Regions from separate parts of the Homo sapiens genome. Here regions 1 and 3 are each linked to region 2. Evidence: chromatin loops called from intact Hi-C (ENCODE). Cell type or tissue: PC-9. All regions are shown on one strand. Each heading gives the region's core, and the rest is flanking DNA. Links, peaks and the distances in the headings are about the cores only.

The links. A loop is a pair of places that touch in the nucleus more often than their neighbours do. Peaks named below come from ENCODE experiments on the same cell type or tissue, not always from the same donor. Only the 100,000 strongest peaks of a DNase experiment are listed, where the experiment ranks them.
Region 1: it touches region 2 in a loop (5-fold over the local background); 11 of 110 quality-filtered maps call a loop at or near these places.
Region 3: it touches region 2 in a loop (7-fold over the local background); 3 of 110 quality-filtered maps call a loop at or near these places.

The regions. Positions count from the first base shown.
Region 1 is chr3:152,253,987-152,262,195 of GRCh38, reverse strand. It overlaps a transcript of MBNL1 not described here. Among named protein-coding and RNA genes, the nearest start is that of MBNL1, 11 kb to the left of the region's middle. RefSeq lists an enhancer at 398-1,087. In PC-9, for the core only: no CTCF peak of the experiment used is centred there; a DNase peak (open chromatin) is centred at 3,555; H3K4me3 peaks cover 973 bases; H3K27ac peaks cover 1,059 bases.
Region 2 is chr3:152,017,811-152,026,325 of GRCh38, reverse strand. No RefSeq gene overlaps it. Among named protein-coding and RNA genes, the nearest start is that of AADACL2-AS1, 94 kb to the right of the region's middle. RefSeq lists an enhancer at 4,124-4,233. In PC-9, for the core only: no CTCF peak of the experiment used is centred there; DNase peaks (open chromatin) are centred at 4,095 and 6,675; H3K4me3 peaks cover 259 bases; H3K27ac peaks cover 2,805 bases.
Region 3 is chr3:152,327,006-152,335,214 of GRCh38, reverse strand. The region is part of intron 2 of MBNL1 (muscleblind like splicing regulator 1); the gene reads right to left. Among named protein-coding and RNA genes, the nearest start is that of MBNL1-AS1, 61 kb to the right of the region's middle. In PC-9, for the core only: no CTCF peak of the experiment used is centred there; DNase peaks (open chromatin) are centred at 3,884 and 6,164; H3K4me3 peaks cover 507 bases; H3K27ac peaks cover 4,912 bases.

The DNA.
Region 1 (8,209 bases), core at 1-8,000, 240 kb before region 2:
CTTAGGCATCAGTACACTGGCTATTGTTCCTTAATACATTTAACACATAGTCATTGACTGCTGATTATGTGCCAAGGGCTGTGCTTGGCACTGGGGATAAAGAAGTTATTAAGTCTTTTGCAAGGTGTTCATAGTCTAGCGGTTGGGGACAGACGTGAGGGAAAAATCACAGTTGGAAAAGAGCGTAGCAAATGAAACCATTCAGTTAAATTCAACAAACCCTGCGTGCTTACCATGTGCCAAGCAGATGGCAAGGAGGATAGGACTGGGCAAGGCCTTGCTCCTCACGGACTCCCAAGCAGCTGGCAAATGGTAAAACTACCTGATACTTGTTAAGAGCTTCATGGCAGAAAGAAAGTCAGAAAAAAAGTCATGAAAGGCTATTGGACAGACAAGAGGCTTGATCAGAAAAACACTTTTAACAAATATTGTCCTAGCAACATGAGGAGAAAGTTTGTTGTTCAGATTTTTCATGCTGTCATTATGGAAAGCTTACTACATGTCAGGTTTCTTTCCTAGAGGCTGAGGCTTCCTTGGCTTGCCTCAGTGAATCCCAAACTGGCCTTGCAACTCTCTCTCTTTGCCTCCCCTAGGCTTTCGGTAACAAATCCTCAACTAGGTGATAGGAGATTATCTGATTAAAGTCATTCACACTAAGGCGAGAATGAGGCTTAATCCCTCAAGAGCGTTTGCTTTAACAAAGGATAGCTTGTTAACCCTAATGAACTGCTCATTGGAAGAACTCTGCAGAAGGATCCCTCCTCCTCACCTTCCCAGACTTGCCAACCCCATGTCCTTCCTTTTTATTTGTCTTTCATGAAGCAAAGGAGTAATGAAAGTGTTAAGGACTCTAAGGTCACACATTATCTCCTTGAACTTAAAACAAGAGGTATGTGAGGTAATTATGACCCCATGCTCATAATGAGGAGACTGAAACTAGGGCGGTGGTTCTTAACCCTGACTACATTTTGGATAGGCCGGCTGCAACTCAGACAAATTAAATCAAAATTTCTGGGAGGGGCATCCAAGCGTCTGTATCTTTTTTAAGCCCCTTAGATGATTTCAAAGCGCAGCCAAGGTTGCCAGCTTCTTGCCTAAACTCTGCAAGAAGCTAGAGTTTAGGAAATGGAAATTAACCAGAATAGGTAGCAATCCATTGACCTGTTCCATTTTTTCCTTTGGCAAGTAAAGTTTATTTGGCTCAATAGAAACAGAATTATCTGCAGGAAACTCGATCTCATATAGAATTAGATTTGGGTAGGCTGGTGCCCATATGCATCTAGAAATGAGGGAGTTAGGACTAGCTGTGGATAGCTAAACTGGTGGTGCAAGGTGGTACATTTTGTCATGCACATGCTTGGAAGTGGTGCTTCTTAGGCAACCAAAATATGTTTCACTTTATGCCGGGTAAGCATTAGTGGTCCATAGGATTAAAAACAGATAAGACAAAGAGTTAAGATCACACAAAGGAGAATCCTACATATTCTAAAATGCTTAGTTTGCTGTTTGTTTAAAATTCTATACCCTGTCTCTTGCTAAGAAATTGTGATTATAAGCACCCCCTTGAGAGTGACATCAGAGCCTCTGAGAGATAAAGTGTGTCCTTGGCCACTTCCTTTTGAAGATATACATATCTTCACCAGTTACATACTCATACATGTAATTATGTGTATTCAACAAAAGCTATTCTGTACATTCAATATATTTTATAAATTCGTTCAATAAATTAACATAGTTAAATTATAAACACAAACAAGTTAGCAGAACATACCTCACTTGAAACTCATTTGAAGATAATGCTAGACATCTTAGTTTATGGCCTTCGTGAATGTGCCGTCAGTCCAGTTGACCCTCCTGGCCCCACCTGGATGGATCTGAATGCCCATGTTTCTGCAATGGGCTTAGCAATGAGTAACTGCTGACAGGGCCTGATTCCATCGAGCCCTCCCAGTAATGAATGTGTTTTTAGACAATGTGGAGCATTCTTTTCCTTTTTCAAACTTTTCTGGCCATAGGTCACCAGCTCACCAGTTACTGCTGCATTTTCATTCTAAACCTTATTGCTATCAACTTTCCTATCCAGTCTACAATAGTCACTGAGCACCTGGCATAATTCCAGTCTTTCCTAGAGTCTGAGGCTACATGGTAAGAAAAACTAGACCTGAAGCCTCTTGAAATATGCAGTATAACAAGGACAATGAATATGAAATGGTAAATAATTATGATCAACTAAGTAAATAATATAAATGTGCAAAATTTAGTGAATGAGAAAAATGAGAGTGTGTATCTGGTGAATCTAAACAGATAAACAATTATAATTATTTTATTGCTCTCTCCCTTTTTTATTGAATTCAAATGTCTCACATTATAGTTGAAAGTCTTCACAGTATTTGTACTACATGTGCACATTGAATTCTTCTTCATTTGTAAGGACAGAATTCTATTACTAGTTGCATGAAATAGTGACTATTTGTGTTAAGTGGCAAGGTGTCCATCACATAGCCTCTAAAGGCAGGGTCGGAAGAAATCTCTGACTGATCATTAGTACTATGCTCTTGCTGTTGCAGTCTTTGGTGTTACTGTCATTCACTTCCTGGGCTTAATCTTTTAAGGGTATGATATCTACAGACAAAGCTAGCCAGCTTATCTTTGATAACTTCAAGAAGTACAGCATGTCGGCTTTTGGATTAATATTTGAAAATAAAATAAAAATTTAATTTTATTATCACTTGTTTTGTCAAAAATCAAAGGCTCTTTTAAAATCTTTTTTGGCTGGATGTAAAATGATTTTTTTCTGTTTCTGGATATAAGGTAACCTGTGCTTATTTTGAATGATGTATCAAGTGCCTTTAATAGAAGTTTAACGATTCTGTTCAAGTTACTACTATAAAGATGTTTATGCATAGTTATTCTAGACTAGCAAAAGAGCAGTAATCTATAACTCCCACCCACATACTTACTCCCATGCACAGTGTTTCTTCCTTCTACAGCTTTAAGACTCCCACGCTTCTGCAAAAGCACTTTCCTACTTGTCATTTAGTCTTTACAATTAAGTAAAGAAAAAGTTAATTGTATAAAAGAAGCTGGTTTCTTGGACCTCTCTCTTTATGGAGTTGTACTCTCTAAAGATAGCCTAAATTATAGACTTAGCCAGGACAGTTTTTCCCCTTCGGAGACCTTTGAAGTTTGTTTATTCTTACAAAGCTCTGGAAGGCTCGTCTGAAAGAAGCTGTAAATAATTTGCCAAGGTCCCTAAATACCAAGAAGCCCACGTGGACACTAGAAGGTGTCAACTTTTCTTGATTACTCTTGAACTTGTGGGAAAGGGAATGTTTGGCACCAATATCAGATTCATAGAAGGCAGCCAAAATTAATTGTTAGAAAGAAGGTATGCTTAGACGATATGTGGCATAACTTTGGGCATTTTCCTTCCCATGATGAAAGAAGCAGCCGATGAAGTAAATCTGTTTTGTTTATGACTAGATTACTCAGTGACTAAAAGGAAAACACTGTCTACTTTGGGGTTATTGGCAACAGATATATACATACCAAGTATGACACATGGGCTAGTTTCCACTGGCAGTAGTTATTGATGTTGCAACCTTGGTCTTTGCTGCAACCTTGCCCTGCTGCCTTTGTTGTTGGCTGCTCTTGGCAACAGGGCATACCCACCTCCCCCTGACAACCAACTTGGTGCAATGGCCTGCACATGACCCACACACTTTTTAGAAGAATCAGGGCAGGAAAAGATTAAGTGTAATTTCCCATGGCCTTGGCTATTAGACATAAAGACAGGCTTTAGAATCTGTTATTAGGCATAAGATTTTGGACAATTTTTTCCTAGTCTCAGGTTCCTGCAAACTTAAAATGTCTACCTTGTGGAATTATGATAATAAATGACTTCATGAGAATTATCCTAACATTGATCAGGCCTTTGATAAATTACAGCTATTTTCATTATTTAAAATAGTAATTAGAAATTTTAAAATACAGAATATGTTTTTTAAAAAATAAGCTCTTGTTAAGCTTCAAGTCTCTTCAAAATATGAGGATTCAAATCAAATTACAAATTTTAAGAAATATATAGCTATTTTCTACAAGATGGTATAGGTATACAGAGATACCTTTACAGTTTTTATATTAGGTAGGATGTAATTAAAAAGGAGCCCAAGATGTTTCCTGAAATGATTAACAGGAACTTTAGAAACATAACTATTGATTGGTCAGTGCACAGGTTTCTTTGGTCGAACTTTTCTCACCCACTTTACAAGCAAAAACATGAGAAAGACAAGTCAAATGAAGCCAAGCAAATGGTATCTACCACATTAACGAAGAGTATAAGATGCACAGTTGCATGAAAACCACTTCCTTTAGCACTATATTTCAAAAATTTTTTTTTACTCCGCCAGAGCTGTCGCCACAGGAAGGAAAATTTAGTTGTCTTCTTGCTTATTTAAGGAACACAAGTCAAGAGATTATTCCAGGCATTACTTCGTGTTTTTAAGCTCTTACTCCTACCTCCCTGAAAAATGTGTCTCCTGACTTCATCAGAACAAACACACTCAGAATTTTAAGAGGAGAAAATAATGATTATGTGTTGCTAAGTACTATTTTAGTAACAAATGCTTGGGCCACTAAAATTATGACATCACCCACAGAAAGAATAACATTTACACTTTTGAGAGATTTTTTTTTTTTCCTAACATGATGGGTCACCAATGAGAGGAGGAAAGCCAAATAAAGGCACAAGGAGAGGCCTCTTGGCTCTGGAGAAGGCATCCTTAGCATCCTCTTCTGAAGGGTGATCATAAGCCCCAAGTTAATTAAATAGGCCCAATGTCTGCCTGCTCTTTCTGTATTCCCTTCCTGAATCTAGTTCATGTCAACAAATGTGTACTATTATTGTAGAAAATCGAATGCTCTCATACTTTTAATAGGTTTGCTTCTTGGTTAATATGCCCAGGTCAGGAAGTGGCTTATATTTCAGGAGTGCTCTCTAATACTTATTGCAGATATTCAAGCATTTATTCTCTCACACACACGCACTTAAAAACCGCACACTACCTCACACTCTGCAATAATCCGATAGTATGGTGGTCATCATACCCACATATATACATGATAAGATAGAATGCATTGCTTAAATAGCACATAAGTCATCTATAATCCTCCACACCCTGTAATACCAGTAGCACAATGGTTTTCTATTTGGAGGTTGCCAGGAGCACTCAAAAGTAAGCTTCTGGCTCCTACAACAACACATCCAACTGCCTTGGGGACAACATGATTGTCATCCTTCTAGTACACACTCAGTCCAAGGCCAGGTAATGTTTTTTATGGGCGGCTTTTAACCTGAACCAGAAATAGAAGAATCTATACTTGTTGTTATTAACTTCTTAAGTATGAGGGAAGGCCATTTTTTCCATCATTCCTAACAAATAAATATTGAGCTTGTTTACTCAATTTAAAAAGAGTCTTTTCAGTAAGCTATTCTGTATTCTTTCTCCAAATCACAGCCCTCAACCTCCTACCCCTTAAAGGAAGCAGTGTCCAACTAACAGAGATTTAAAATGTAGTGATATGATTCATTTAGATCTCTTAGGATAATAAAAATAAATCATAGGGAATATAATTACCATGGAAAATGGCAGAGTAATTTACGTCTACTTTTAAGGGGAGCGGGTTGATGTTGCCAGGGATTGCTATCCCTAATCCCAATAGCTACTGGGATTTGGGAACAATAAACAAGGAAACATCTGTGGTCTCTGGAGGCTAAAATATAGTTGTTTCTGTAGTCTTTTCTGCTTCATCCATGCAGAAACTAGGTTGCATGATGACACCATTATCAGAAATCAGTGTACATATCTTCAAATGGCCAAGATTAGAGTCAATTATTCCATGACAATTTTTGCTGAAAACATTGAGTTTACAAATTTAAATAATACCTGAGCCCCTTTCACTTTTATCCAGGTAAACTTGGCTTATCTAAAATTCACCTAAATGTAATAATTTATCTCCTATGAAACTTTTACCTATGTAGTAATTCCTGTTTCTCTTCATACAACAGTTTTTCCAAGACTGTGTTAGCCAGAGATAATGGTCATTCATTGCATTCCCATCCCCAATTAAGACACGTGCACGTCCTTGCAAATGTTTGCTCATATGTGCAACTCCATTCCTTGGTCTGCAGTCTATGTGACTTGGCCCTTTCTCAACTCCAGCTCCTGAGCTTCATCTCCCACCATCCTTTGAGACCCAGGCTCTTTTCTACTTCTCAGATATGCCAAGCTCATTCTGGCCCTTGCGCTGGTCAATCACTCTTCCTGAACTACTCTTCCTGGAGTCGTCTGCATGGTGCTCTCAATCCTCTCACTGTTCAGGTCTTAGCTTAAATATTACCTTTTCAAATAGGCCATCTCAGGAGACCACCTACGTAAAGATGATTTTCCCATCTTCTCTTTATCCTTTTACTATGCTGGATTTTCTTCTGGTCACTATCACTATCTAGAAGTCCTTTAAAATTTTATTTCTTTACTAGTTTACTCCATTCTTTCCCCACTAGACTGAAGGCTGCTTGAGGGTAGAAACTTGATCTTGTCCGTAACTATTTCCCCAGCACCTAAAATAGTGCCCAAAGTATACTGCTTGATATATGACTTCATGAATAAACTCACTTTAAAATGAAAACAGAGCTTCTTGCAAGAGTTAAAAATCCTCTCATCACATAACCCACTTCCTGAGAAGAACCATAAAGTCAGAGCCACCAAATATCTCCTGTGGTAGCACTATAGGAGATAATGCTCAATATTAAAAAGGCTCAATATTTTAAGTTAAGGCTCAATATTAAATTAATGTAATATTAGAATATTTTTATTTCTTTGAAAATTTTCTGGACTCTTCTGAAAATTTATTATCACAACTTTTCTCCACCTAATGAAACAATTTCAATAGTTCAGCTTTAAACCAGCTACCTCCAGGGAGCCTTGTAACCATCAATACACCTGGAAGTACAGTTCTAAATTATTTTGATCTTTCATGTGGCACCTTCTATTTTTTATGCTGTGTCTTAAAATCTATTTCTTTTAATATTTACTCCACCAAATTGTAAGATTTCTGGCTTAGGACTGCATCATAATAATCTATAAATTCTTAACTGTATCTAAACCACAGATTTACCTACTTTGCTTCTCAGAAATTAAGTGGTATAGGCCATATATAAATATGATGCAGATCCAGTTTAGAGATAGACACACCAGGATCAATTGTGTGACCTTTATTAAGCTACCTACCTCTCTGAACTTCTATATTTTTCCTTAAATCTGTAAAGTGGAAATAATAGTACTTATTTCATAGGACTGATGAGGGCATTAAATTCGTTAATCATGTGAAGCACCTGACATGATGATACAAAAAAAGTTTAACACGAAATAGCAGAGCTATTATTGTTACTAACTTTGCAATTATCATCATTATCATTGGTTTTATTATTATTTAGGGCCTTATAATCTCAAAAACTTAGTTATATGTTAATACATATAACTAACCTTGATATTTTGGATGTACAAGAAAAAGAATTTTCCTAGAGTAGTTTTATAATCCATTTCAAGATCAAAAATAGAACAAGGAAGTAATTACAAAAAAATATTGAAAATAAGCATAGATGTGAGGCCAGCATAGGCAGATGGCTAATCAGGAAAGGATTCTGGAGGGAGATTACTCTTCCATGTAGTTGAGGAAAACAATGAACCCTAACTGTCAAGGAAGAGTGGGTGCATGCTTTTCTTGGGGGTGAGGGCAAGGCAGGACAAGGGCAGAGGCAATGGGGCAAGAAATGCAGAGGTGTTGCACCCCAGGATTCTAAAAAGTTAGTGGCAGTCACTATGAACTTATCTCTTTTTAGCTCAGTGGAAAATTGCCAGCACAGAAAAAAAGAGAACTTCTCTGTCTATTTGTTGTCTCCAAGGACCACTTTTTGGTCTCAGTTCGTTTGACTCAACACGGACAAAATAAACTACACCTGACATTTGCATGGCAGTTTAGAGTACTGGCCCCTTGAAGACAGTGTTGGAAGATAGTTATTTCTATTATGCTTATCAGAAATGTTGAGACCTTTTACTTAATCATTGTTTATTTACTGAGCACCTACTATGCTCCATTTATTTTACTAGAAAATGTAAAGGTAACATGAACAACAAAGGCCAAGTTTCTG
Region 2 (8,515 bases), core at 197-8,196:
AATTCATCTCCAAAACAATAAAGTATCTTGCAAGTTAACTTGGTATTAAAATCTTAATAGGTATTCATGAGTGTGGTAATTTCTCACAGATTGCGGCCGTTTTTCAAATATTTGAGGAGTTCTTAGGTGTAGTTGTTCTATTCATTTCCTACTTATGTCCCTTTATTTTATTGCAAAATAAACACAGCTTGGCACTTGACATTTTCCCTGACCCATCTTTTAAACATACATTAGATGTGAGTCATAGGCAATGAACGGAACTCGCATTTTTGCCCACATATTTTTACGTTAAAAATGTTTTCATAATACATGTAATACAAATGTATTAAAGAAGAAAGTTAGAAAATAGAAACAAACAAACCATGAAAAATTACTTGTAATCACATCACAATGGTATAATCACCATTAATATTTGGGAGATTAATATTCCAGATATTTTATATATATTGTAATATATTAACTCCAAAAAGGTACTTATTTTATTTTATTTTTTATGTTTAATTTTTATGGGTACATAGTAGTTGGATATATTTATGGGGTACATGAGACATTATGATACATACATGCAATGGGTAATAATTACATCAAGGTAAATGGGGTATCCGTGCCCTCAAGCATTTATCCTTGCTTTACAAACAATCTGATCCCATTTTTTAGTTATTTAAAAATATACAATTAAATTACTTTTCACTACAGTCACTTTGTTGGGTAAGCAAATACTAGGACTTATTCGTTCTTTCTAACTATTTTTTAATACCCATTAACCCTCCCCAGTTCCTCTGCACCCACCCCTTACCCTTCCCAGCCTCTGGTAACCATTCTTCTACTCTCTATGAGTTCAATTGTTTTGATTTTTAGATCCCATAAACAAGTGAGAACATGCAAAGTTTGTCTTTCTGTGCCTTGCTTATTTCACTTAACTTAATGACCCCCAGTTCCATTTATGTTGTTGCAAATGACATGTTTTTGCAAAAGATCTCGTTCTTTTACATGGTTGAATAGAGCTCCATTGTGTGTATGTACCACATTTTCTTTATCCATTCATCTGTTGATGGACAGTTAGATTGATTCTATATTTTGGCAGGCATGTCACACGGCCAGAGCAGGAGCAAGAGAGAAAATCCAGGGTAGAGAGCATAGGTGTTACACACCTTTAAACAACCAGATCTCATGTGAACTTAGAGTGAGAACTCACTTATCACCAAGGGGAAGGCTCAAGCCATTCATGAGAGATCCACCTCCGTGAGCCAAACACCTTCCACCAGGCCCCATCTCCAACACTGGGGATTACAATTTAACATGAGATTTGCTGGGGACATATATTCAAACTATATAAGGTTGTTTATTTGAAGTTTTCTTCCTTTTTATATAGGCACTTATATCTATAAACTTCCCTCTTAGTATTGCTTTTGCTGTATTCCATGGGTTTTGGTATGTTGTGTTTCCATTATCATTTGTTTCAAGAAATTGTGAAATTTCCTCCTTAATTTCTTCATTTACCTACTGGTCATTCAGGAACATACTGTTTAATTTCCATGTGTCTGTACATTTTCCAAAATTCTTCTTGTTGGTGATTTCTAGTTTTATACTGCTGTGATTAGAGCAGATGCTTAATATTATTTCATTTTTTGAATGTTTCAACACTTGTTTTCTGTCCTAACATATGATCTATAGACAAAATGATCCATGTGCTGAGGAAAAGAATGTGTATTCTGCAGCTGTTGGATGAAATGTTTTGTAAGTATCTATTTGGTAGACTTGGTCTACAGTTCAGATTAAGTTCAATGTTACTTTGTTGATTTTCTGTCTGAAATATCTGTCCAATGCTGAAAATGGGGTGTTGAAGTCTCCAGCTATTATTGTATTGAGGTCTATCTCTTTCTTTAGTTCTAATAATATTTTCTTTATATACCTGGGTGATCCAGTGTTGGATGCATATATATTTACAATCATTACATCCTCCTGCTGAAATAATCCCTTCATCATTTATAGGGACCTTCTTTGTCTCTTATAATTTTTGTTTTGAAATCAATTTTGCCTGATGTAAGTATCATAACTCCTACTCTTTTTGGTTTCCACTGACATGTAATATCTTTTTTCATCCCCTTATTTTCAGTCTTTTTGTGTCTTTATAGGTGAAATGTGTAAATGTGTTTCTTTTTCTTTTCTTTTTTTTTTTTTTTTTTTGAGACAGAGTCTCACTCTGTCACCCAGGCTGTAGTGCAGTACTGCAATCTTGGCTCACTGCAACCTCCGCCTCCCAGGTTCAAGTGATTCTTCTGCCTCAGCCTCCCAAGTAGCTGGACTACAGGTGTGCACCACCACGCCCAGCTATTTTTTTTTGTATTTTTAGTAGAGACGGAGTTTCACCATATTGGCCAGGCTGGTCTCGAACTCCTGACCTCTTGATCTGCCTGCCTTGGCCTCCCAAAGTTCTGGGATTACAGGTGTGAGTCACTGCACCCGGCCTATTGGTGAAATGTGTTTCCTATAGGCAACAACTCACTGAATCTTGTTTTTTTTGTTTTGTTTTGTTTTAAAAATCTATTTGGCCACTCTATGTCTTTTGATTGAAGAGTTTAGTCCATTTACATTCAATATTAGTATTGATAAGTAAGGACTTACTCCTACCATTTTGTTATTTGTTTTCTGGTTGTTTTATGGTCTTCCTCTCCTTTCCTTCCTGTCTTCATTTTAGTAAAGATGATTTTCTCTGGTGGTATGATTTAGTTTCTTGCATTTTAGTTTTTTGTGTATCCATTGCATTTTTTTTTTTTTTTGATTTGTGGTTATGATGAGGCTTGCAATATCTTAAAACCCATTATTTTAAGCTGATAACATCTTAATACTGTTTGCATGAACAAACAGACAAAAAAAAAAACCTAATAACAACTCTACACTTTAACTTTGTCTCCTCTCTCTTTTTTTTTTTTTAATTATACTTTAAGTTCTGCAATACATGTGCAGAACATGCAGGTTTGTTACATAGGTATACACGTGCCATGGTGGTTTGCTGAACCCATCAGCCCATCATCCACATTAGGTATTTCTCATAATGCTATCCCTCCCCTAGCCCCCGACTCCCTGACAGGCCCCGGAGTGTGATGTTCCCCTCCCTGTGTCCATGTGTTCTCATTGTTCAACTCCCACTTATGAGTGAGAACATGTGGTGTTTGTTTTTCTGTTCCTGTGTTAGTTTGCTGAGAATGATGGTTTCCAGCTTCATCCATGTCCCTGCAAAGGACATGAACTCATCCTTTCTTATGGCTGCATAGTATTCTATGGTGTGTATGTGCCACATAGACTTGGAACCAACCCAAATGCCCAAGAACCAAATGTATGTCTTTTTTTAAATATTTCAATCTTTTCATTAAATGTATTTGAAAGACTTATGAATTCTCTCTCTGTGTTATCTTGAATTTCTTTGAGTTTCCTCAAAACAGCTATTTTGAATTGTCTGTCTAAAAAGTCACATATTTCTAGTCCTCCAAGATTGGCCCCTGGTGTCTTATTTACTTCATTTGGTGAGATCATGTTTTCCTGGATGGTCTTGATGCTTATGGATGTTTGTCTGTGTCTGGGAGTTAAAAATTTGGGTTATTTATTGTAGTCTTTGCAGTCTGGGCTTGCTTGTACCCATTCTTTTTGGGAAGGATTTCCAGGTATTCAAAAGCACTTGGGTTTTTTTATCTAAGCTGTATCTACCTTAGGTGGCACCCCAAGCCCCATCATGCTCTGGTTCTTGCAGACTTGTAGAGTTACTACTTTGGTGGTCTTGGATAAAATCTGGACAAATTCTCTGGATTACCAGGCAGAGACTCTTGTTCTTTTCTTACTTTCTCCCAAACAGAGTCTCTCTATTCCTCTGTTCTGAGCCACCTAGATCTGGGAGTGGTGTGACACAAGCATTCCTGTGGCCACCAGCTCTGGGACTGCACTTGGTCAGACCTGAAGGCAGCACATCACTGGGTCTCACCCAAGGCCTGATGTGACAACAACCTGGCCACTGCCTGTTTTCTCAAGTTCCTGGGGCTTTACAGTCAGCAGGTGGCAAAGCCAGCCAGGCTTGCGTCCTTCCCTTCAAGGCAGCAAGTTTCCCTAGGGTGGAGTCAGAGGTGCCGTCCAGGAGCCAGAAACTGAAGTCAAAATCCTTAGAAGTCTACCTGATTCTATTGTACTGCAGCAGAGCTGGCACTCAAACCATGAGTCACAGTCCTTCCCACGCTTTCCTCCCTTTTCCCCTGGCAGAGAGGCCTCACCCCATGGTTACCACCCCCACAGACCCAACAGAATACTGCCAGGCTACTGCAGATGTTCCATTAAGGCCTAGGGGCTTTTTAGTCAGCGTATGGTGAATGCTGCCTGGCCCAGAACTCAACATTCAGAGCAGTGGGATCCCCTCTGGCCTAGGATAGGTCCAGAAAAGCCAAGGGCTGGAATTGAGGATCCCAGGAGCCCACTTGGTGCTTTACACCCCTGTGGCTGAACTGGTACCTAAGGTGCAAGACAAAGTCCTCTTTACTTTTTCTTCTGCTTTTCTCACGCAAAAAAGTTTCATGTGAAGCCAGCAAGTCTCAGATTCTCTCTCAGGGCCCACAGTGTCCTACCTGGATACCACTGCTGGTTATTCAGGGCACAAGGGCTCTTTAGTAAGCAAGTAATGGATCCTGACAGGACTGGGCTTTTTCACTTGAAGGCAGCAGGTTTCCTTTTGGCACAGGGTATGTCTAGAAATGTCATCTGGGAGCTAGGGCCTGGAAAGGGGGCCTCACAACTCTGGCTGGTGCTGTATCCTACTGTGGCCGAGCTGGTAAGTGAGATACAAGACAAAGTCTTCTTTACTCTTCCGTCTCCTGTCTTCAAGCAGAAGGAAGGAGTCTCTTTTTAAGCCATGAGCTGTGCAGCCTGGAGTTTGGGCAGAGGTATAGCAAGCACTCCCTTAGCCACCCTGCCTGGTGTTTCACTTGTTCTGAGCTCAGTTCAGCCCTAGGACTTACCTAGGAGTTGCAGTCCTTATGGCATAGAGTGTTTTCAGTTTGTTTAGGGCCCTGGAATGCTTTAGCCTATGGCGATGAGGCTTGCCAGAACTGAGTTCCAACCGCTGGGATGAGTGATTCCCTTTTGGCTAGAGTAAGTTTAAATACTCCCTCTGTGGGCAGGCCTCAGCTGAGTTCAGCCCAGTTTTGCTTTCTGCTATGACAGGGCAATACTGAGCTCACTGCAATATCTCACAACTACTGCATTCACCCTTTCCCAAGTGCACAGATTCTCTCTGTGCCATGCAACCACTGCTGGGGGATGAGGGAGGAGTGGTGGTGGCAATTCAAGACTCTTTTCTACCTGATTCCAGTGCCTCTTTCAGTGATATGAAGTTAAAATCAGGTACTGTGAGTGCTCACCCAATTTTTGGTTCTTATGAAGGTGTTTTTCTGACTAGACGGTTGTTAAATTGGTGTCTTTGCAGGCGGGATGATTGGCGGAATCTTCTATTTGACCGTCTTGCTCTACTCCTCAAAAAGTTATTTGTTTTAATAAAGTGGGATACAGAATACATGCTTTTGAAATCTTTAATGGAATACATCAAGAAAATAGCACGTAAAATATTTCATAATGCTAACTAACCTTGTAACGCTATGTGTGTCTTCTGCTCAATTGGATAGTAAGTAAGCTCTTTTGGGAAAAACACTGAGCTAAATTAATTTTTAATTTCTTTTGAACTTCAGAATTATGTACAAGAATATATCCTCAATATTTTGGAATAATCTCGTATAAATTTTCCAAATAGGCTGACTTTGGAAAGTATGTCCTATAAGAGACAAAGAAAACAACTCTAGAATCTATCCCCTCAATATGAGTGACAGCCAACCAAGCAAAATAAGTCTAAGTAGAGGATATCAGGATTTCAGCTATAACCATGATTAGAGAAGGTGATGTGCATACAAAGTTATATTGACATGGTGAAATAACTATTTGAGATTAAATAGGTAAGTTCAAATCATTTTTTTTATTGTGGCTTATTTATAGTTCCCCTGTAATTTCTACTTTACTCTTTACAGTTTTGAGGTAGAACTTCTCAGCCTATGTGCCCTCTCTCTGGCATAAACAGAGAGATCTACTTACTGGCATAAAATTTAGACCCCAAAGTGTATTACTCAAATATGCTGAAACTTTATTTCTCCCAAATAACATTAATGAGTAGGCTGAAAATTTGACAAGGGAGGTCTGCTCCACCTAGTCGCTTAGAGATCCAAGCTGCCAATGTTCTGTCAACTTTAAAATATGCCTTCCAAGGTCATGCTTTGTTTGAGTTTTATCCATTCTGGTCAGGCCTAAAAGGGTTGAAAATAAATGAGTGTTATAGGGTCTAGGGCTGGAATTGGCACATACCATTTTTATTCACATTCTATGATGGAAACTTAATAACTTTGCTATACCTAACTGTAAAATAGCTGGGACACTTAGTCCAACAGTACTCTTAAAAGAGAATGTAGATTTTGGTGAGCTGCTAGCAGCCTTTTCTGTGTTCCTTCCCATTTTATTAGTGATGTGTCACCCTCTCTTCACCCTCATTGACTTATCAGTGGTGAATATCTGACATATCACAAGCTTCTAACATATCACAAGCAGGAGAGAGAGTGAGGGTGGGATGAGAATGAAGCAAAACAATGCGAAAAAGGACACGAGGCAGAGACTGAATTTCTGTTGACTTTGCAGTTGCTGATCCTAATCTCTTTCAAAATAATGACCAGTTAGTCTGGCTGATTCATGGGATAATATCCTTTTGATTAAGACCAATTTTTAATTAAGCTTACTTAAGTTCATTTTGTTGCTTTAAAGCATACCTTTTAACACAATTATATCAGTGAAAACATTTTTACCGATTGGGAAAGAGTTAGACAGTTATTAATCCTGTTCTCCCACATGTTAACTGGATGCCTTTTGGAAAATTATACCTTATACCTTATTGAGTTTCTCCCCATCTGGAAAATGCGAACAATAATCTGCACCTTTCATTATCACTGCAATTTTTAAACAGTAAACCAAATAAAGCACAGAGTACAGTGCCAGACATATGGCATATACTCAGTAAATGATATTTCTGATGATAGTAATGAGGATGATGTTGATGGATGTTGACAGATATCAAATGGCACTTGTCCGGTATATTTTTTCAGTTGAACTAGTGGCTTACAGCTGTCCATGAGGTTATGTTTTCTCTGATTTCCAGGTGAGAACAAAGCCAAGAGAAGTGTATGATGTTTCTAATTAAGAACCTGAACTATTTTGCCAACTTCTGTTAACTGACTATAGCCAAAGTTCTGCTAAATGCAAGAAAAGATTTTAGAAAAACTCATCCTAAATCAACTAGTGCCAATTCTGCAAGGGGAAAGAATTTTTGTCATTTGTTTCATATTTTTTGGCCAACATTGCTTTAGATCTACTTTCCAGAATATGATTATATCAATAACTTAACATTACTACAATCTACTTCTTTCTCGAAAAGCTAAAAATCTGAAGACTAAAAGATTTGAAAATATGTCTGTTATTCCTAAGAAAGGTAAAAATGGAAGGTATAATTTAATCTGTCTAACTCTACTTGATCAACTCACCGAATTAACCATTACTCCCTATAACAGATGCAACTGAAGTGTACTTAATTTAATCCCACTTAACAAAGTCACCCAATTAACCAACATTCTTCATTCCTACTATAAAGTTGATAGATGTTCACATAATTCTGCAATCTCAAAGCTAATGGATTACTTTCTAATATTAACATATGCATAAAATAAATGTTGAATGGGGAGCAAAAAATGATTGAAATAAAGCTGAAAATTCTAGAAGAGTTTGGCACCCAGAGTGCTTAACACACATGCACACACACATATACAAACACACACTTACTTTAAAATAGACTAAACAGGGAAATGTCAATGCTGCCTTCTAGGCTTCTGGTATCTGCATTAAGATGATGAAATTCTAATCAAGCAAGCTGTGATCAAATTCAAGTTCTTCGCAATGAGTCAAAATGTTGTTCAATGACTTTACATTCATATGTATTTTAGCTTTACCAGTTTAAGTGATATGTCTTTAAAAATGATATTTCTCTTTAACTTTTTTGATTAACTTGTTAGTTGCCTATTCCAATCTTGTTGAATGAGAGGGGGATTACTCTCCTGTTACTTGGTGCTTTTTGAACTAGATTCTTGTAGCTTACAGAATATTTATTGACAATACCTAGACTCTTTGATCATCTTTTTCATCTAACTCATATGAACCAGGCCATTGAAAGAACTATCAGTTGCTCCAGGAATACTGTAGTGTGTTTAAATATCAAAGAAATGGAACCATTGCATAAGAATGCTTCCTATTTGGGATGCACACAGTAGTCAGAAAAAGTAGATACATAGGAAATTAGATAAATAGCCAAATATATCCTGAACTTGTATTCTTATAAGTTTTAAAGAGGGAGCAAAAGTGACACTGAACTTGATAAAAAAAAAAAAAAGTAATG
Region 3 (8,209 bases), core at 1-8,000, 310 kb before region 2:
ACTCCATGCTTTATCTTCCATAGATAAGATACAGCTTCTTCTTGCCATGGTGCCATGAAAAGGATCCAGAAGGTTCCCCTTAAACAACATTTCCTGAGTGACTGCTGCAGCACCAAGAGTAATGGATATGCCAGGTCAGCCACTTTTCCTTCCCAGCAATATTAGCAGCAGCAGCAGCAGCAGAAGCTGGAGCAGACCATTTAGACCCATCTCCTTGCAGGATGCTAGCCAAAGCATTCTTATTTACACCTACAGAGAGTTTGCCCGTACGTCTGCACCTTTTTCAGAGTGTCAAAACAGGTGTTTTCCTGTGATCATACTGAAAATCTGCTCCCCAAACGAGGTGATGAATACACTGTTACTATGAAATTCTAAGTTTCTAATTCTATGGAAAAACATGCTCTTAAAAGTTTACTTTATTATAAGGAAGACTTGATGAATCCTTTTTAAATTTTCATTCATCCTTCTCATTCCCAATAAGCAAATAATTGCCCTAAAATTTCCTGTTAATGAAAGAAAGAATGTTACCATATAAAATAAATGTCATATGCAATTTTGGTCATTTCTTTCATAATATTCTATCTGCCATCTTGGCACAGAAACAATTTTACTGAAAATTCTAATGTTTTCATAATCAATACTTCCAACCAATGGGAAAATATTAGGTCTCAGACCTTTATTTTACAGAAGTAATGACTTCCTTGCTCCATATTTCATTTCCATTTTGATGTTTTTGATTATTTGCTTTTCTTTCTAGTGGCGTTCGACTTAACCAGTGGCTACAATGTGGCTGGACAACAGAGTTAAGCAGGTTCCAACATTAATAATGCATTTACCTAACTGATTTATCCAGAGCTAAAATCCTATAGATATAAAAAGCCATCTACAGTTTTTTTGTATAATTTAAATATCTCAACAAAGGATAAGTAAAATAACAGGTTATTCTTTTCCTAATCATTTACCTATTAGAGAAAAATTATAAACACCAAAGCATGTGTTCTTTACACAGCAGAGAATAACACTCCTCATTAGCAAAACTGAAAACCCTATATAGGCAGATTCTAAGTATAAAAGTATTGCATCACAGTGTTCACTTCATCATGACAGAATTAATAAAACAATAGCTAACACACACTGTAGACTCATTAAGTGCCAAGCACTGTTCTCTGTGCTTTATACGTGTTATCCCATTTAATTTTCACAACTCCTCTAAGGATTAGATATTAGTACTGCTCCCATTTTGGAAACAAGGAAACTGAGGCTTAGTTAGGTTACATAACTTCTTCAAGGTCACAGTGATTTGAATGAAGATTATACAGTTCCAGAGCTGGAGCTCTAAATTATTTCATTAAAACTCCACCACTAATTTTGATTTTCATTTATTTGTATATTGCACATTTATTGTTAACGAGACAGACATTTTAAAATGTTTACATAAAATTAAGATTTAATAACAGCAAATAATATCAATGGTAAGGTAACATTGTGTGCCCTGAAATTCCACAAGTTCTTTACATGTATTAACTTATTTAAGAGTCACAATAACCTAACAAGGTAGACACATTGCCATTTAATAGGGTATATCTGATAAATCTGAGGCATATAATGTTAAGTTGCCAAAAGTTATACAACTAATAAGTAGCAAAGATGAAATCTGGACCCAGAGAATGCAGCTCCTGAAATTGTGGTTTTATGCCCACTCTCTACTGACACTTGAAAACTGATGAAGTGTTAGAACTCTTCAAAAACAAGAGTAGGAAATGTCGTGTTTGGCCAGAACCCTGGTGGCAGGAGCATCTGATATCCCTGTCTTTTTCCAAAAACCTAACTGTGTACAAATATGCACACAAACTTATCTTATATGTGTCCATTTCTCTTAATGATATTTACCAGCTTAAGAAATTAACAAACATTTTATGTGATTCTCAGATTTTTCAAATCAAGGACAAATTCAGTTTTCACATTATTTTTCAAGTGTATCTTATCTTCGGAGGCATTAACAGGGCAGTAACATTATTACCATCACTGTATCTGTCATTCTGTTTTGGGGGATTACCATTGTTGCCAATAAAACTTACATTTCATTCCCATCCTTGGCAAATTAATTTAGTTACATGCAGGGTCCAAACAATAATTATGAGTTTAGAGAGAGCTTCAGAAAGCCAGCGATCATCTGTAAGGTGTGGGCTGAAACCAACATTGGAGGAAGGTACGGCCTTGATTATTCAGCAACTGAAATGACTTCCTTTAATTAGCTCTTGAGGACCCAAAGTGGGCCATCTGGGTTAATTTCAGTCAGCTCAAATCAAGCACTCAGGTCCCCAAATGTTAAGACTGAGAAGCCAGAAGAATACTGAAACCAAGCTATTTCTTTAGTTTGGCAGCAAGTCTAACTCTCTGGACTAATTTTGGCTATCTTCAGCTTTTTTTAAACTCTAACCTAATATAAACTAGTGTGTGCGCATGCGCGCGCGCACACACACACACACACACACACACACACACACACACACACACACACAAAACCATGAAAACTTCAAAGAGAAAATACTCTTATGGTGAAGGCACCTCCCCTCTGTCAGAATTTAGCCATAAGCTGTAAGAAATACAGCCATTTGGTGGCATTTACTAAAAAGAACTTATTTAGGTGCCCATGTGGCATAGCTTGAGGTGGTGTGTCATTTACAGTTTATTTACCTTCAATTATTTTTATAATCAAAAGTTATCATAGAAGGAAGATGACAACTCTGTACCTAATTGCTAGACAACTACATTTTTTTGCAGAATTTCTTGGGTAGTCATGTTATATATTGCACCCACATAAGCTTGATTTACTCTTTGGCTAACAACAGATTTAAATTTGTTTCAGTCTCCAACTTTAACACTGAATTTAAGCAAAAATTATTCAAAAATTCTAGAAAGCACATTTTGACATCTTATGAGTGAGGAAAACAAAGTAACTCCACAGGCTTTTACATAAGATAGATCATAACAAATGATTTTTCTGACCTTGGCATTACCACGTGATAGACTAGGAGGAATCATGACTCTTTTATCCAGTCATCTAAATAAACATAGATAGATACAGACATACAGATTCCAACTGCTCAACTTAACCATTATAGCTATAGTTTTTATTTCTCACTGATGTCAATGGCAATGCAATCAGCTGCATTAAAGTTTCTGATCATTTTAACAAACTTCATTTTTAAAGAGGTATCAAGGCCGGGAGCGGTGGCTCACACCTGTAATCCCAGCACTTTGGGAGGCTGAGGCGGGTGGATCACTTGAGGTCAAGAGTTCAAGACCAGCCTGGCCAACATAATGAAACCCTGTCTCTACTAAAAATACAAAAATTAGCTGGGTGTGGTAGTGGGGAGGCTGTAATCCCAGCTACTTGGGAGGCTGAGACTGAAGAATCGCTTGAACTCAGGAGGCAGAGGTTGCTGAGATCATGCCACTGCACTCCAGTCTGGGCAACAGAGCAAAAACTCCATCTCAATCAATCAATCAATCAATCAATAACATTTGAAGTAATACATGTAAATGAGTAAGGTAACAGCTTCTTATTCATCAACCCTTACTGGGTCCGCTTCCTTTTATTTAATTCCTTGGACATGGCTTTACCGAGAAATAAATGAATTAATAAGCATAAACTCTAGGCCATACTTAGGTCAAAATAAGTGAAGTTACAGTGAGCTCCTCAGATTCTTCTAGAAAGTAAACAACCCATCAATCTTTAATACTAAGTCATCTGAATATGAACTAGCATCCTAAAAGTGAAAAGCTCTAATGGTACATTACAAATTCCTGAGTCATTTTGTCCTCACAACTTTATGCTTTAAATAAAACTGGCTAAAGAAAATCTACAAGTGACTCAGTATGACTTAGTGTTTCCAAACCAGGAAAAGGAAGGACTTTCAGTGTTTGAGATAAGGTTTTTTTCTGTAGTTTGGAAAATAAACATTTCCTATTCAGTTATGCCCAGGGGCAGGGTGTGTGTGTGTATGTGTGTATGTGTGTGTGTGTAGGGGAAGGAGTGTCTGTGTGAGTATGAAAAGAGAAGAAGAGCAGGAACGAGGGAGTAAGACAGGGAAGGAGAGAGGGAGAAGGGAGAGAAAGAGAGGGAAAAGGAGAAAAAGAGATTTTTTTAATCAGTATTTGGTGTTCACGTAAAATGGTTACTTTCTGCAAAAGTTACCTCAGCAAATTATGTGTAAGCAAGCCATGGAAGCACTGCAATTTGTAATAAAATCAATGGGAATGGCTTACCTGACTGTATATAGTAGATAATCCTTATCTATGGGGAATACATTCCAAGACCCCCAGAGGATGCCTGAAACCATGGACAGTAACAACCCCTAAATATACTATTATTTTTCCTATACATACCTACAATAAAGTTTAATTTATAAATTAGGCACAGTAAGTGATTAACAACAATAACTATAATAAAACAGAACAATTATACTGTAATAAAAGTTATGTGAATATGGTCTCTCTCTTGGTTTCTCTGTCTCAAAATATCTTATCGTGTTGTACCATGGGTAACTGAAACTGCAGAAAGTGAAATTGCAGATAAGGGGGGATTACTGTATTGCATTCTGTACTGCATTTCCATGAATTCAGTGACACACAGTGATGTATTCCATGTCGTTATAGCAAATAATAATCTTAGGTGTCTAAATTAGACTGAATTTTTTATTTCAATAGGCATAAGCCATTTTCTGCACCTAAATGAAAGTAGCATTTTTTTTCCTGATATAAAAATGGGCAGATTTTTGTCCTGGTGTCATGCTAATATAACCCCAGAGGTGGCAAGCATAGTGGCTCAAGCCAGTAATCCCAGGACTTTGGGAGGCTGAGACAGGAGGATCACTTGAAGCCAGGAGTTTGAGATAACCCCAGAATTATCTACTTTATTTAAAGTACATTTTAGCTGGGCAGTGGTGTGCATCTGTAGTCCCAGATACTTGGGAAAGTAAGGCAGAAGGATCGCTTGAACCCAGAAGTTTGAGACCAGGCAGGACAACACAGATTCAGTCTCTAAATAAATAAAATACCTAAGAACACTCAGAGTGGCTGAAAATGTGTTCAGCAAAATCTGTTCCACTAATGTCCCTAATAACGTCAGTAGAGACTAGGGATTAATGAGACTACCAATAAACACACATACACACACATGAACATACACACAATGTTTACTATCTTGTTTTCTGTTATAAGGATTGCTAAATATTTTTGTATGATATAGACAGTTACAATTTATATTTTTTAGAGAATTCATAGAAATAATCCTTAAAATATTTAGAGATTGGTACTCCTTTGACAGATAAATAAATGCAAAAGTGAAAATTATTTCAAACCAATAGCACATATATCCCATGATATCCACAATGGTTTTATTTTATCCATCACTTGAAAGTAAAAGAACTTTGACCGGTTTTGAAAGAAATTATATATATATTTCTTATATATATTATATATTATATATGACATATATATTATATATATATATAATATATAAGATATATATATATAAGATAAAATATATATGTATATTTCTTGAGACAGGGTCTTGTTTCATTGCCCAGGCTGGAGTGCAATGGCTGATCATGGCTCACTGCATCCTTGACTTCCCAAGCTCATGCAATCCTCCCACCTCAGCCTCCTGAGTAGCTGTGACTACAGGTGCTCACCACCATGCCTGGCTAATTTTTTTTCTTTTCTTTTCCTTTTCTTTTCTTTTTGGTAGAGACAGAGTCTCACTATGTTCCTTGGGGTTGTTGCAAATTTCTGGGGTCAAGAAATCTCCTGCCTTGGCCTCAGAAATGTATTTTCTTGATTTGCATTTGACATTGCTGTCTGACCGAAACCAATTCAGCTCCACAAAGGAGTAAATATAAGTCTTTTTATTTTAACAGGCATTTTATAATCCCTAACAAAAATTTTTCTCCATTTTTTTCTTATTGTTAACATAAAATTTAAATTTTGATATTAAATGCTACCAGTATTATTCCTTTTTCAAAGCCCAGTTTAGCTCCCAAATAAGCTCACATCTGTCTTTTAGCCCTAGCACTTCCAGTTCCACATTCCTGTTTAAAGTACTTCATCCCCCTGCCCCTACCTACTTTTTTCCTTCCAGAAGTGACTAATCTTCCTGTTATTCTACTCTGTCAGTTTTTCCCCTAGTATTCTTTTCATGTTGCATAATGTTTACTTTTCACTAGCTCCTTCTATAATTTTACTACCGTCTCCCTTGGTACTAGCCTTCCGTTTTCAACAGATTAAAATAGCCAATATTTATGTATTAGCAAACTTTTTTGTCAAGTTTCGTGCTGTTCAGATTAAGCTATTTCCTCAAGTCAAAAATACAACTAATCTTTTGATAGAGTAAATATTGTTTTTAAAAAAATCCATATGTTGACCTTCAAAGTTAAATTCAGTGTAAGTTTTAGAATTAACAGATATCACAATTAAAGGGCTAAGATTTCAAATTTCCTGATAAGGTACTCCAGCAAAGCAAACAGAATATCACTCCTTTTAAAGATCTCCTTCTTCCTAGTACTTCTCCGTAATGTCATAAAGCATGTTAGCAAAGTCTTATAAATACAATGTAAACTTTTTCCATTCTTCTAAATTTTAGTTATAAAATACATTTTAATTATATGTCAACAATTTGCCTCAACCCTAATCTCAAATATCTAGAACAGCTATATCACATTATCTAAACATGAGTAAAAGCTGAGTTTCTGCTTTAGAGAAAACATCTCAGAAGATGTTTAGAATTACAGTAATTACTTAAATAATTACCTATATTCTAAAATTCACACCATAGTATCACATACCTAATAAAATAACAACATAACATAACCCTAGATTAACAGTGCATCTTTTGGCAGATTCAATATTATATCATATTTTTTGTGTCAGTCACAGGATCCTTTGGAGAAAATAATGTGTTACTAGTCTTACTTACATTTTCTATCAATATAAAACGTTCACAAGCCTTTAGAAACTGTACATTTTCTAAAATCCAAAATTACCCTTAATAAATCTTGGCAAAACACACACTATAGGAGATAAAGACATCCCTAAAATTTCACTCTAATTTACTGAAAATAGAAGTCAAATTAAATTCAAATGTTGGCTTACATTAAAATAGCACAGGATCTTATAATTTACTTTTAATCTTGGAGGAATTCTCATTATTCTCTCATCAATTCTTCTTCAAAAAAATAAATTAATAAAAACTTCCTTGTTTGTCACATACAGTGTCCTAAACAGAAACATCTGATTTTTCTTTGGGTCAGCAAGAACAACTTAACTTCCAAATTCCTTTATGGCCACTATTTTAGACACTAAGACCAAGAACTCCAAAGAAAGCTATAAAAAAAAATGCTACTATATGACTATATAGTAGCATATATATATATAGAAAAAAATATAGTATATGATACCAAATATTATAGTTTACAAAACCACATTCATATACAACAGGTTCAATTTTTTAAATCACATCACGAGTGGAAAAGAAACCCAAACTATATATTCTAGGAAAAAAGCAGCCGGTCACAGTGGCTTAAGCCTATAATCCCAGCACTTTGGGAGGCCAAGGCAGACAGATCACTTGAGGCCAGGAGTTTGAGACCAGCCTGGCCAACATGGGTGAAACCCCATCTCTACCAAAAATACAAAAATTAGCTGGGTATGGTGGCCCATGCCTGTTATCTCACCTACTTAGGAGGCTGAGGCAGGAGAATCACTTAAACCTAGGAGGCGGCGGTTGCAGTGAGCCAAGATCATGCCACTGCACTCAGCCTGAGTGACAGAGTGAGAGTCTGTCTCAAATAAAAAAAAAGAAAGAAAGAAAAGAAAAAAGCAGGGCTCATATCTACATCCTCAGGGACTAGCACAGAGCTTGATAAAAAAAGACAGATGCCCAATAAATATCTTCTGAGTAAATAAATTCAACCATACAGAGGCACATTAATGATAAACAAAAAGGAAGGAAAGAAAACTTTTTTGATAATATTACCATAGGAACAATGTTATCAAAACATATTAATCAAAAAAAATTAGGAGAAGCAATTCAAATAATTTATCAGCCGAGCGCAGTGGCTCACGCCTGTAATCCCAGCACTTCGGGAGGCCAAGGCAGGCAGATCATTTGAGGTCAGGAGTTCAAGACCAGCCTGGTCAATATGAT